Regions from separate parts of the Homo sapiens genome. Here regions 2 and 3 are each linked to region 1. Evidence: read pairs that join two places in POLR2A ChIA-PET (ENCODE). Cell type or tissue: MCF 10A. All regions are shown on one strand.

Region 1 (5,000 bases):
TTTGTGAGGAAGCATCATACTGTTTCCACGGTGTCTGCTGCACCCTAGCAATGCACGAGGGTTCCGAGCCCTCCATATCCTTATATGCTTGCAAAGGATATGTGTCTTTTCCTTTTTTTTTTTTTTTAATAATAGTCATTCTGATGGGTATGAAACAGCATCTCATTGTGGTTTTGATTTGTACTTATGCATAGGTTTTTTAAAACTATGTTTAAACAGAGTGTACTTATTTTTCATCCTTGATCAGTTAATATTTTGTCATGTTCTCTTTTTGCCTTTCAAAGGACTTTTTTTGTTTTTTATTATATATGGACAAATTATAGTTGCAAATACTTAAGGGGGTACAAAGTGATGTAATGATGTTTGAACTCAATGTGGAATGATTAAATCAAGCTACCTAACCTATTCACCTCAAATATTTAACTTTTTTATAACATTTGAGATTTTCTCCTAGTGATATCGAAATGTACAGTATGCTATTATTGTATTTACCATGCTGTGGAATAGCCCTCAAAAAAGGAAGAAATTCTGTCATTTGCGACAACATGAGTGGAATTAGAAAACATGCTAAGTGAAGTAAGCGAAACACAGAAAGACACCACATGTTCTTACATATGTGGGATCAAAACAATCGAATTCATAGAGGCAGAAAGTAGATGAGTGGTTACCAGGGGCTGGGGGAAATGGTAACGTGATGGTCAAAGGGTACCAAGCCTCAGGAGGAGTAAATTAATTTATTTTTGAGATCTAAAATGACTAATTTTAATAGCTTTTTTCTGGGATCCATCCTGAAGTTACCAGTTTTCTGAAGAAAAGCATTTGAACCAAGAATCCAAATGTGGGCTTCACTACAGAAAGGAGAAACACAGGGCAAAACTGTGTCTAGGCGCCCCTGAGACCACCCCAGGAGGACTGTTGGGCTCCCTGTGACCTGTTTTGGAACTCTGGGGGAGCTTTATCAGGGAATACACTTGCTGGAAGCTGCAGAATATGGGAGAGACTCCGATTGTAACAGGCAAGTTTCTGGTGAGACAAAAATGGATTAAACCAAGACTAATGCCAGGCATCAGAGACAGCAAAATCATCCAATTTATCATCCTTCCCTCAAGGCTGAGAGGTTTTTAAGTAGTTTGGAAAAACTTGGAAAGGGATAGGGAAAGCTTGAGAATAATTTAAAAACTTGTCCCCTGCAGGCCAGTTTGCTAAAAGCCGAGTTTTACCAAAAGGCTAAAGCAGTAATTAAAGCAAAAAGCCTTTGAAAAGGAATCTTGAACTACCCCATTAACAGAGATTACAGGGTATGGTTAGTAAACACCAGAGTATTTAAAAGAGAGTAGTGACACAGAAATGAATGCCTTGTGAAAAGACGAATTTGGTCACCACAAATTATAGAAACTTTCAGAATATACAGAGAATGCCTGTAAGCCAAATGGAACTGTTGGTAGAACTGAGTTAAAAAGTGTTTTCTGTAGAGTTTCATTTGTAAACGTGATTTTTAAGAGTACAAGCTGAATATTACTTAAAATGCCAGTAGGAAAAAAAGTCACACCCCTTTCCTAGTAACTGCTTTTTGAACCTGAAGTTTTTGGAAAGAAGCATCGGTTTCTGAGTATGATCTGAAAGTACTGGCTTTAATAAGGTCTTTCTCCGAGAATTGTTGCTTATCTTACAAGGCAGAAGTGACAAGGATGGTACTCAGCACTGGGGCATTGGGTATCAATGGTGAGCTCATCTCTGTTTCAGGAAGGAGCTGACCAGCGACATCTCATTCCAAAAATTGCCAGATAGATGCAGCACTGAGCTGCCTCCCAGGTCATCCCAACTGATTAATGTGGAGATCTGCAGACTAAAGCAAAGAGAAAAGTGATTTGAATGGACCTGAGGGACTTTATCCTCCACTATGAGGTTGCAGGGGGTGCCTTCTGTGACGGTACCTTTGTAAGTTATTACAAACCTACTGGTGGAAAAACCTTGACTGAGTTCCACTCTGAATCCCAGTTGTAGAAGCATCATGAAATTGAGCACAGGAAAGACTAGGAGTAGGAAGAACTGGGTTTCGGACTCAGATTTGCCTGTTATTCGCCTGAGATGTCTGGCGTTGGTTGCTTGCCTTTCTGCAAGGATTGTAGGGTACCGTCCAACGCATCTTGTATGTGGGGACATTTTGGAAACACATAATACTGTGTAAGCATTGTTATTAGTAGGTAAAATGGTAAAACTGAAATGAAACAACGCCCTGCCCAGCCCCGCCACCCTAACAACTCATTTCCCCTTTAGGCATTTTCTTGTCAGTGGGTACAACACTTCTGTCAGTATCTTTGGCTCTGAGGAAGTCAGTGGAATGAATGACTTCAAGTCTTTGAAAAATAAATTCATGGCTTACTGTGGGCAGTAATTTGTTTTATCCCAAAGCCGGTAATGTGAGGTATTTGAACCAACCACAAATTAATTATCCTACTATATTTGCAGCAGTGTTAGGGTTACAGGTACAACCTAAGCACCATTGCCATATCATTCTGTTTCTGGACAATTAATAACATGCAACCGTGTTGGGACAACAAATCAGTGCTAACCTCTCTGGGGAAACTCAAGTGCAATTGTGAGATGTAAATCTCCATCCACAGGCTCTGCAAAGGGGGAAATATAGGAGTGGCTACTTACTATGTGAAATGCACAGACATGACTAAGAGTAGAGAGTTGTATATTCTGCCTCCCAAAATCCTCCTCATGTGGCTTTCTCCAAAGCCTTCTCAGAGGACACTGAATTCACCTAGGAACTTCGAGAAATGTGAGATGATTCAATTCTGTTGGCAGCAGTGCCTTTCCTGTTACTGATTACTGGCTACCCGGGAGCTCATTTCCTTTGTACTGAGTCATGTGCACTCAGAGAGATATGACCAGGGAGTGATGTTATAGAAATTGCGTAAGTGTAGAGAAAAGGTTTGGTTCCCTTATTTTGCATGATGATCTCTCACTGTGCATTTTATTATGTTTATATTTAACTATGAAGTAATTGCTATTACTGCACTACTGTGTTTGATGCCTACCCTGTGTCAAACATTAGGTATTTTACGTTTATTATCTCCAATCCTAAGTAATGCCTTCAAGCTAGGTAGGTTTATTGATGAGGAAACCGGTGTGGATAGGTCAAAATAAACTGTTTTAGGCCATGCAGGCTGAATTTGAAATCATCTAATCACCTTTGTAAATCTGACAGGGCCTGAGCTCTTTAGGTCAAACCTGCTGCCTCCCATGTTTAGGGGAATAGGCTTAAGAAGTTCAGGGAAAGTACTTGCCTGTTGAGGCATGTTTTCTTAGTTACAAAGGGCTTAAATTGTTTTGTGGGTATGTGAAACATTCTTCCCAGAAGCTGAAAGCCTCCTAGGGATTCCCTCGTTCTGTGTTTTGCCCATTCTTTAAGTCACGGATGCCCAATGTGAAGAGATCACATATGTTCATGATGCCCCGTGATCATCATTGTCATGCTGTTGCCTGAAGGGGGACCAGGAATAGATTGGCATCCTGGATTTTGTGACTTAATAGTTGATTCATTGGATAAATGGTTGTCTCATTCTTTTTTTGTTAATGGCTTTATTGAGGTATACTTTAAATGCCATAAAATTCACTCATTTTAAAGTATAGACCGAAATGATTTTTTTGTGGGGGAGTTTTCCTTGGGAGACAGGGTCTTGCACTGTCACCCAAGCTGAAGTGTAATGACACCATCTTGGCTCACTGCATCTTCTGCCTCCGGGCTCACCTCAAGCCATCCTCCTATCTCAGCCTCCCCAGGAGCTGGGACTACAGGCATGCACCATCACGCCCGGCTAATTTTTGTATTTTTTGTAGAGACTTGATTTTGCCATGTTTCCCAGGCTGGTCTTGAACTCCTGAGCTCAAGGAATTCACCCGCCTAGGCTCCTAAAGTACTGGGATTACAGGCGTGAGCCACCGCAACCGGCCTTGAATGATTTTTAGTAGATTTACAGAGTGGTGCCACCATTGCCACAATCTAATTTGGAAATACTTCCATTGCCCCAAAAGAAACTTTGCAACAGTTGTGTCAGTTTTAAACTGCTCTTTTAAGGTACCCTTCTCTGATGTGCTATTAGGTTCTCTAGCTGGCTATGAAGAAGAAGAAATCATCTTTGAAAATTATTTAAGTAAAATTTTTTTATTTTAATTTTTGTGGGTACATAGTAGGCATATATATTTATGGGGTACATGAGATGTTTTGGTACAGGCATGGAATGTGTAATAATCACATAATGTAAAATGGGATATCTTCCCTGAAGCATTTATTTTTTGTGTTAAAAACAATCCAGTTATATTATTTAATTTTAATCAAACAATATAGCACTCACCATATGTCAGGCACTGTTCTAAGTGCTTTGTGAAGATTAACTCATTGAATTCGTTGATTCCTCTTGACACACTTTGAGAAAGGTACTCTTAATATTTGTATTTTACAGATAGAGAAACAGAAGCATAGAAAAGGTAAATAGATTGGCCAGTGTCACAGAGCTGGTAATGATGGAGTTGGGAATCAAAACGTGTTATTCTAAGCACTCTAAAGCACCTGATGAGACCAGAAAGAATGGGGGAAGCAGTAGCTAACTAGATGGATGGAAGGCATCAGGAAGAGTAAAAGCCAGTACCTTCTAGGAAACAGCCAGAGCTTCAGATAGCCCTGGGTCTCAGATGCCTTAGTACAGAATAAAATAAGATCCGATAAATCCATCCTGGTGGTCTGCATGGCATTTGTCAGTAATCTAGGATTCCTCTGTCCATTTACCCTCCTCTTCTTTGCCTTGGTATCATAGGGAGCAAAACATGCTTTGATGGACTTTTGCTTTCTATATTGGACCTCAGAGAGCTAGAGTGATGTGCTTTTGAGGTCCCTTACCTGAGGGAGTTGGGGGTTGGGGGTGTCTGTGTTCTGGTCAAAAGGTCCTTGGTGAAGGTCTGAAAAGCCTGGTCTGGAATGATCTGTGGGAGGA
Region 2 (5,000 bases), 250 kb before region 1:
TACTCTTTCTCTCTATTTCTCAGACTGGCCGACACTTAGGAAAAATAGAACCTATGTTGAAATATTGGAGGTGGGTTCCCCGATAATACATATCTTAAACACACTGAATAGGAAACATGCAAATTCAACTCTCGTTTACAAGCAAAGAATCAGGCAGAATGCCATGATTAACTTTTTTTTTTTTTTTTTGAGATGCAGTTTCACTCTTGTTGCCCAGGCTGGAGTGCAATGGCACGATCTTGGCTCAATGCAAACCTCTGCCTCCCGAGTTCAAACGACTCTCCTGCCTCAGCCTCTTGAGTAGCCGGGATTACAGGCATGCGCCACCACGCCGGGCTAATTTTGTATTTTTAGTAGGGACAGGGTTTTTCCATGTTGGTCAGGCTGGTCTCAAATTCCCGACCTCAGGTGATCTGCCCACCTTGGCCTCCCAAACTGCTGGGATTAAAAGCGTGAGCCACTGCGCCCAGCTGATTAACTCCATTTACTAAACCATATAATAATACAATATATTTAAGAGCTGCTTCCTCTGATGGAATACAGATCAGTCATTGCCATTCTATTCATTTCTCATGTCACCACCAACATTTCTGGGGCGACTAGGAGGAGTTGAGAGAATTGAGCATAAGGGGAGCCAGGACGAAAAGAAGGGGGAAAAACACATAAAAATTACCTTTTACTGTCCTTTAATATTTTAAACCATCTATTAAAAAGGCAAAAATCCTGGGGCCAGCCTTTATTTTCCTACAAGTTCACTTTCTTCTTGGCTGATATTTCCAAAATACCCTCTGTAATCCTGTTAGGTGAGAACCACGTCCCCCTAACTCCACAAAACGAGCACACTCATTTACACACACCCTTACTCAGGAGACAGGGCAGAAGCATACATGTTATAATTTCCATTGTAATAGGCCTATTAGGAAGCATAATGTGCTAGACATTTTCTAGTGGCTGGGATAAAGGAAAAATGAGTCGGTCGGGCGCGGTGGCTCATGCCTGCAATCCCAGCACTTTGGGAGGCCGAGGCGGGCAGATCATGAGGTCAGGAGATCAAGACGAGCCTGGCTAACACAGCGAAACCTCGTCTCTATTAAAAAAAAAAATACAAAAAATTATCTGGGCATGGTGGCATGCACCTGTAGTCCCAACTCCTCAGGAGGCTGTGGCAGGAGAATTGCTTGAACCCAGGAGGCAGAGGTTGCAGTGAGCCGAGATAGCGCCACTGCACTCCAGCCTGGGCAACAGAACGAGACTCTGTCTCAAAAAAAAAAAGTCTCCAAGGCAGCCACTAACATGCCAAAAAGTTACAGATAGAGAATCAAAAGCAAACAGGCCAGGCAGATGATTACATTACCTCTGCAGACTGAGAAAACCATTATGCACACTCCGTATGCACCTGTGGAGTACTGTCAGGCTTCAGGGGGGTGGCGCGGGATACACATCACCAATAAAACAACGAGGACCTGCCTTGCCTACATCCATCTCTGAAGCTTTCTTACTAGCTTATAAGCTTTGGAGTAGTTCACCTCCATTCTGACTCAAACCCAAATCCATGTTCTCATTTGTCAAATGGAGATTAAAATAGCTGCCGTGCTTAAAAGAGTTGTGAAAATTAAGTGAAAAGAAAAATGGACAAAATATTTAAACAAGTAGTACTTTGAAAAAGAGAACATTCATTTAGCAAATAAATATATTTAAACGTGCCCAAAATCAAGAGTTATCAAGTAAATGCACATTAAAACTACAATGAAGGCCGGGCACAGTGGCTTATGCCTGTAACTCCAGCACTGCGGGAGGTCAAGGCGGGCGGATTACATAAGGCCAGGAGTTGCAGACCAGCCTGGCCAACACAGCGAAACTCTGTCTCTACTGAAAATACAAAAACTAGCCAGGCATGGTGGTGCACATCTGTAGTCCCAGATTGAACCTGGGAGGTGGAGGGTGCAGTGAGCCCAGATCACGCCACTGCATTCCAGGCTGGGGGGCAGAGCAAGGCTCTGTCTCAAAAACAACAACAACAACGACAAAGCCCACAATGACATACCCACTAGAATAGCTAAAAATTTTAAGACTACATCATCATGTAGTGACAAATTTCTGACATAAAACTGGAGTAATATGACAAAATGAAAAATCAAGGCAGGGGAAGAAGAGGAGTGGTCAGATTCAGAGACAAAAAACAACCAAGGAGGAAAAAAATAACAAGAGATAAAGAAATGATATATCCTTAAGTTTTATTTTGATATCTGGGTGATAGATGGTTAGAACTGATAGTTGTCAAGTAACCAGAGTTTGATATCCTACCCTACATACATATATACACAGCCTATTCTTAACACCTATAAGCAGGTGGCCACTTCAGAATGTCAATAATTTTCAGGGGACAATGGCCATTCCCAGATATCTGCCACAATGACCTTCTTAGGTTCAATCTCTCCATTAAATATAAAGGTTTATTCATTATCAGGTAACTTAAGAGAACCTAATAAGGTATTAATGTTTGAAAAAAAAAAAGTTCTTCCCCTTCAACCCTCCACCTCAAGGACTTAGTACTGCTGGGGACAAACCAAAACACTGCACATGCTAGATTTCTTTAAGCAGATCTTTTTTTAGAAGAGAAGGTTAAGATAATTCATCCCATGACAAATGAAAGTAAAAGCTGCTGCTCCAGATAAGAATAAAAAAAACTTTTAGTACAAATGAGAAGTAAAATTCTGAGTCACTACAATTCTCATATTGCAAATGAAAATAAGCAAGTGCTTACTAAGGGTACGTTTACCGACCAAGAAAATAGTTTGCGAGTTTTCAGATACAATAACAATTTCACTGAATAACAGATTTTTCATCCAACTGCTATCATTTAAAAATTACACTAAATATGAGGGAGACTGTACATAATAAAATTTTTTAAATCCTTCATCATTTCCCTTCATGCTTTTTTTAAATATGAGATTAAACACAGTTCTGAGCTTGCATTAAAAGTCAGTAAGAACTGGAACTACTTCACAAGACACTTCATTTTCAACATTTCTTAACTGGAGGAAACTAAAGAAAGGCCTCCCTGAATGCAACAGAGATCGCCATAACAGGTCTCCATGGTGAAGAACTGTAAATGTTCCACAAGGTGCTATAGGGACAGAGAGGTGCTTGTCCTTTAAGCATAGCAGCCACAGACCCATTAAGAAAATAACGCTAAAGGAAGTCTAAAAGCTGGGAGCAACACTTACTACACCAAAAAAGATAGCAGATGCCAATAAGTCAATGTGAAACTTAATCCTAAAAAACAAAGGATGAGGGAAAAGAATGTTTCAACAATACCAAAATGCCTCAGGAACTAATATCCTTCTCACCCATGGTGTTGGACAAATATTGCCAATTAGCTGATATTTTTATAACAGGAAAAAGACTGTAAGCAAAAACACTTTTAAAGACTTTGTAACTTAGGCCAGGCATGGTGGCTCACTCCTATAATCCCAGCACTTTGGGAGGCCGAGGCAGGTGAATCACTTGAGGTCAGGAGTCCAAGACCAGCCTGGACAACATGGTGAAACCTCATTTCTAGAAAAAAATAAATAAATAAATAATTAAAAATTAGCCAGGCATGGTGGTGGGTGCCTGTAATCCCAGCTACTCAGGAGGCTGAGGTAGGAGAATTGCTTGAACCCAGGAGACAGAGGCTGCAGTGAGCTGAGATTGTACCACTGCACTTCAGCCTGGGCGACTGAGTGAGGCTGTGTCTCAAAAAAGAAGAAAAAATAAAATAAAATAAAAGCTTTTTAACTTAAGACAAAATGAAAAATCAAGGAAGGGGGAGAAGAAAAGTGGTCAGATTAAAGGACAATAGACAACCAAGGAGGAAAAAAATAACAAGAGATAAAGAAATGATATATCCTTAAGTTTCATTTTGATACCTGGGTAATAGGTGGTTAGAACCATCACTTGTCAAGTAACCAGAGTTTGATATCCTACCCTACATACTTATATACAAGGCCTATTTTTTTTTTCTTTTGAGATGGAGTCTCGCTCTGTCGTCCGGGCTGGAGTGCAGTGGCGCGATCTTGGCTCACTGCAACCTCTGCCTCCCGGGTTCAAGTGATTCTCCTGCCTCAGCCTCCCGAGTAGCTGGGACTACAGGCATGCACCACATGTCCGGCTAATTTTTGTATTTTTAGTAAAGATGGGGTGTCACCATGTTGGTCAGGCTGGTCTCGAACTCCTGACCTTGTAATCCGCCCACCTCGACCTCCCAAAGTGCTGGGATTATAGGCATGAGCCACCGCGCCCAGCCACAAGGCCTATTACACGCAACACCTCTGAGGTCCTTTATTTAAACAAAAGCCATGCTAGAGACACATCCACCTAACTACACTGCTATAGTATTATGTTGTATATTCACTGGCAGAAAATCATTCTCTTCTTGACTTACTTACAAATTATACATAAGCTTATCATTAAATGTTATTAAGGAATAAAAATATATTTTAAACCATCAATATCAGCTGATGTGAAACAAAAATAAAATTATAATGTCTTTTCTCTTACATCCTAAAAACCTACAAGAAATTCCCTTGTATAATGATTTTAACCAATCTGTCATATAATCCATTTGAAATGCCCAAAATAGCTAAGACAATTATAAAACAGTGGGGAAAAAACAGACAATTCAATCCACAGTGATTAGACAATTGATTATTGTCTATTGTCAACTGGTTATCCAATTCAATTCCTCCGCAGACCTTATACAAAAATTAATTCCTGGTGGATCAAAGACCTAAATGTGAAAATCAAAAGTTTAGTAAAACTTGCAGAAGAAAATATGAAAATATCTGTATAACCTCAGGGTGGAGAAGGGTTTCTTTTCTTTACTACAGGTGTGAGCCACCACACTCAGCCCTGAAGCCTTTCTTAAGAAAAATAAAATTAAGGGAGAATGACAAATATCACTAAGTGAAAACCCACATTTTCTTTACAATAAAAGACAGCAGAAACAAACAGAACTA
Region 3 (5,000 bases), 220 kb before region 1:
CTCATCATCACTGGTCATTAGAGAAATGCAAACAAAACCACAATGAGACACCATCTCATGCCAGTTAGAATGTCCATCATTAAAAAGTCAGGAAACAACAGATGCTGGAGAGGATGTGGAGAAATAGGAATGCTTTTACACTGTTGGTGGGAGTGTAAATTAGTTCAACCATTGTGGAACACAGTGTGGCAATTCCTCAAGGATCTAGAACCACAAATACCATTTGACCCAGCAATTCCATTACTGGGTATATACCCAAAGGATTATAAATCATTCTATAAAGACACATGCACACATATGTTTATTGCAGCACTCTTCACAATAGCAAAGACTTGGAACCAATCCAAATGCCCATCAATCATAGACTGGATAAAGAAAATGTGGCACACATACACCATGAAATACTATGCAGCCATGAAAAAGGATGAGTTCATGTCCTTTGCAGGGACATGGATGAAGCTGGAGACCATCATTTTCAGCAAACTAACACAGGAACAGAAAACCAAACACTGCATGTTCTCACTCATAAGTGGGAGTTGAACAATGAGAACACATGGACACAGGGAGGGGAATATCACACACCGGGGCATGTTGTGAGGTGGGGGTCTAGGGAAGGGATAGCATTAGGAGAAATACCTAATGTAGATGACAGGTTGATGGGTGCAGCAAACCATCATGGGATGTGTATACTTATGTATCAAACCTGCACGTTCTGCGCATGTATCCCAGAACTTAAAGTATAATTTTAAAAAAAGTGAAAAAAAAATATATCTGGTATATTATGGGAAAGTAATTAAACCAACCTGAGAGGTGTATTAATCATGTCTTTCATTTTCTATATTTTGTGAGGCTTTGACATATTGGGGTTTTGTGGATTCAGGGAGGGACTGCCCCTCTCAGGGATAGCAAATTCCTAGAGATAGCAAACAACTTGGCTTTGAGAATGCCTTTGATATACAAACCAACCACACCCCCAGCTCCTCCTTCCATCAGACTCCTGCAGTGTCCTCCTGACCTCAGCCACCCTAGGGCCAGGTACTGGACAACTAGAGACCACCCCTATAGTCCAGAGCCCGCCCAAATTATTCAAGCTATCCAATCCTAAGCCTGCCTAGCTCCTTATCCTGCCTTGCGCATTCCTTCACATGAAAACCACAATAAAGGCTTTTGCCCATGCCTCCTCCTTGCATCTTCTGCTGCCTAACTGACCCTGGTGGCTTCCCCATGTGGCTCTGCATGGAATGGAGTGCCCCCTTCTCTTGAGAGCTGTGAATAACAAATTATCTTTTTCAGTGACAATTGTCTCCTGCCTGACCTGTTGACCTCACCATACCTGAATAAAAACAAAATCCCAGGTACATTTTAGAACGAGAAGTACAGAGAGTTCGTATAGAGCAGTGGTTCTTGAAATGCAGTCTGAGGAACCCTGGGATGCCTGAGACCCGTCAGGGAGTCTGTAAGATCAAAATCATGCACAAGTATCCTCACACAATGCAAAATAGCCAAACGGATTTTAATATAACAGAGCATGGAAAGACCATTGATACGGTTACAGATTCCTCATTGCAGCTAACCTTTGAGAAACTACCATTTTTTGAATATTAGTGTTGTATCGTAGAAAAATATCTATAGCTAACCATAAAGATTTAAACTACTTCTCTCCCTGTTCCAACTACTTATCTGTGAGAGGCCAGATTTTCTTCATATACTTGAACCAAAACAACATGTTTGTAACATATTGAATGCAGAAGCAGATATGAGAATGCAGCTGTATTTTATTAAGCCAAATATTAAAGAGATTTGCGAATGTGAAAGTGATGCTCTTTTCGTGAAATTTGTTGAATTTGGAAAACATCTTTATTTTTTAATAAAACCTATGGTGTTCATGATAATATGTAATATGTTTATTTTTGAATGAATCAATCTTTTCAACGTTTCTCAGTTTTAATTTCAAATATGGTACATATCAACAGATATGATCAATGTAAAAGAAAGCCCTTTGGGGGCCTCAATAATTCTTACAAACAAAGAGAAGTTCTGAGAGCAAAATTATGAGAGCAATTGATACAAAGGAATAACAACAGTCACAACTGGAAAGACTAGGAAGAGCCAAGCTGTGAAACCACTTGAATTGCAAGCTAACATAGGGATTTTTGTTTTAAATCATGGAAATAATGACTTTGAGCAGAGAGATAATATGATGAAAAAACTTTTTAGGACAAAAACTCTAGTATATATGTATATATGTGTGGAATCATTTGAAAAAGTATGTGTATGAGTCTGTTTACTATGTTTTGATGGAGGGAGACATGGTGAGAAACTGGAGAAGCCAGGCAGGAAACTGATGGAACTCTGTAGACACAAGGTAATTGAGGTCTTAATGAAAGGTATAGTGAGGGAATGAAAATATTAGCTAGTATTTGCTGAAATTTGTGAAGTGCTTACTATGTGTCAGGCACTTGGTGTGGATTATCTCATTATCTTCTCAACAATCTAATAATTAACTTTTACAAAGTGCATTTTAAAGATGAAGATAATAAAGCACAAAGATGCTAACGGAAGATAGCAAGTAAGGGATGAAACTAAGATTTGAAGCCGCACAGCCTGACTGCAGAGCCTGGACAGAAGAGTGTCCAGCATAGAGGATGAATCATTTCAGACACCGCTGATTTTTAAATGAATCAATCTTTTCAGTGTTTCTCAGTTTTAATTTCAATTATGGTAAATATCAACAGATGAAATCAACATAAAAGAAAGCTCTCTGGGGGCCTCAATAATTCTTAGAAACGAAGATAATTCCTGAGACTAAAATTATGAAAACAGCTGATAAAAAGGAATAAGAACAGTTAAAACTGGAAAGGCAATGAAGAACCTTTTCATTGAACTTTATGTGACAGTTCATTTCTTTATGTGACAGATGCCTTCAGTGTCCTCCCTGATCCCCTTACTGGGCAGTGCACCCAACCCCAGCCACTGTGAGTACTGGCTGCTCCTGACTCACAGCTGCACCCTTTGAGGGAGTGAGGGGCGTTACCCTTGGCTGACAGGATATGATTAGAAAGCCTGGAAGGCGGCTGGTGGTGGCCCATGGCCAATGAGTCACTGTGCGAGTGTATACTAGCCCAGCCCTCTTGCCTCCAGGCAGGAAAACCTCTGTGTGAAGTGCTCTACTTGCTCCATGCTCTGGCGCTCTCTGTACCTACGCAGGCTGAAGCTGAGCCTAGACATCTCCTGAAACCACACCTTTGACTCGCTTCTTCCCCTTCCCTCACTCCCTTACAATGTCTCAGGAAAGCACTCTCTCAGTAAATCACTTGCACATGAATTCCTGTCTAAGCTCCGCTTCTAGGAACCCAACTAAGACACTGAAAATTCTGTTTTAAAATATCTTTCGGAATTCCTTTTTTTGGTCTCAGCTTTTATAGCTATCTCTGAGATGGATCTATAATGTGGTCACTCATTAACATTTTTGGAATCTGGATCTCTTGAGAAACTCATTAGATATGAGGTGGGGGTTTTAAATTCATTCCAAGTCATAACTGCAGTTAGAACCTTGAGTACTTTATTTTTTTTCTTAATCAAGCCATTCTGGGCACTCTACTCTTCCCTTAGCAGAACAGAATCACTTTGAGTACAGAAACCTCCATATTAGTCATCTTTTTATTTCCTCAGCACCTAGCATAATGTTCTGAACTTTGGAGGCATATAGTAAATGTATTAAATAAAAAGAAAAACACCTTCAGAACTTACTAAATCATTTTACCGTGATTTTTTAAAAAGACATTTTTTAGACTAGTTCTAGGTTCATGGCAAAATTGAACAGAAGGTCAGAGATTTCCCATATACCTCCTGCCATCACACACACAAACTCCCAACTATCAAAATATCCCACCAGAGTGATACATTTTTTACAACTGATGAACTTACATGAACACATCATTATCATCCAAAGTCCATAGTTGACATTACAGTGCACTCTTGGTGTTGCACACTCTGTGGGTTTGGACAAACGTATAATGGCATGGATCCACCATGTAGTGTACTCTGTGTAATATCATATAAAATGTTTTCGTGGCTGTAAAAATCTTCTGTATTCCACCTATTCATCCCTTCCTCCACCAACCCCTGACAACCACTGATCTTTTTTTTGAGACGGAATCTCACTCTGTCGCCCAGGCTGGAGTGCAGTGGCGTGATCTCGGCTCACTGCAAGCTCCGCCTCCCGGGTTCATGCCATTCTCCTGTCTCAGCCTCCCAAGTAGCTGGAACTACAGGCGCCTGCCACCATGCCCAGCTATTTTTTTGTATTTTTAGTAGAGACGGAGTTTCACCATGTTAGCCAGGATGGTTCGATCTCCTGACCTCATGATCTGCCCGCCTCAGCCTCCCAAAGTGCTGGGATTACAGGCGTGAACCACCACACCCAGCCAACAACCACTGATCTTTTGCTGCCTCTACAGTTTAGCCTTTTCCAGAATATCATATAATTGGAATCATGCAGTATGTACAGCCTTCTGAGATTGGCTGTGTCTTTTTCATGGCTTGACATTTCTTTCTTGTATGATCTCGATACTGAAGAAATCTTTCTGAGAATCTAATATAATTATTTTCCTTCATGTGAGTGAGACTCACCTAGAAGAATGTGACAAAACTCAAGTAGAAAGGTCCCATCCCTTCTACCCCTCCTATTCGGGGTCTTGATATTGCAGGGCTGAGGTAAGGTTAGGAATGTGCATTTTTAGCAACACCACAGGAGATTTTAATGCATTAAAATAATTGGGCCACATTTTGAGAAACAGTTGTTAGATATGAGTTCTAAATTTCTTTTCAAAGAGTTAATATGTCAGTATGTTCAATTCTTTGCCTTCTACTTTTAAACTTAACTTCCTCATAAAGCAACCTTTTTCGATCACCTGCTCCACCCTAACTCATTCCGATCACCTGCTCCACCCTAATTCATTCCGATCACCTGCTCCACCCTAATTCATTCCGATCACCTG

Evidence for each region. ChIA-PET counts read pairs that join two places held together with the same protein. Peaks named below come from ENCODE experiments on the same cell type or tissue, not always from the same donor. Only the 100,000 strongest peaks of a DNase experiment are listed, where the experiment ranks them.
Region 2: POLR2A ChIA-PET joins it to region 1 with 7 read pairs; 3 of 35 experiments call an interaction of 5 or more read pairs at or near these places.
Region 3: POLR2A ChIA-PET joins it to region 1 with 7 read pairs; 2 of 35 experiments call an interaction of 5 or more read pairs at or near these places.

The regions. Positions count from the first base shown.
Region 1 is chr2:152,418,865-152,423,864 of GRCh38, forward strand. The region is part of intron 1 of FMNL2 (formin like 2); the gene reads left to right. Among named protein-coding and RNA genes, the nearest start is that of FMNL2, 86 kb to the left of the region's middle. RefSeq lists an enhancer at 4,809-5,000. In MCF 10A, no CTCF peak of the experiment used is centred here; DNase peaks (open chromatin) are centred at 2,827 and 3,307.
Region 2 is chr2:152,164,170-152,169,169 of GRCh38, forward strand. The region is part of intron 1 of STAM2 (signal transducing adaptor molecule 2); the gene reads right to left. Among named protein-coding and RNA genes, the nearest start is that of STAM2, 9.1 kb to the right of the region's middle. In MCF 10A, no CTCF peak of the experiment used is centred here; no DNase peak of the experiment used is centred here.
Region 3 is chr2:152,197,677-152,202,676 of GRCh38, forward strand. No RefSeq gene overlaps it. Among named protein-coding and RNA genes, the nearest start is that of STAM2, 24 kb to the left of the region's middle. In MCF 10A, no CTCF peak of the experiment used is centred here; a DNase peak (open chromatin) is centred at 3,095.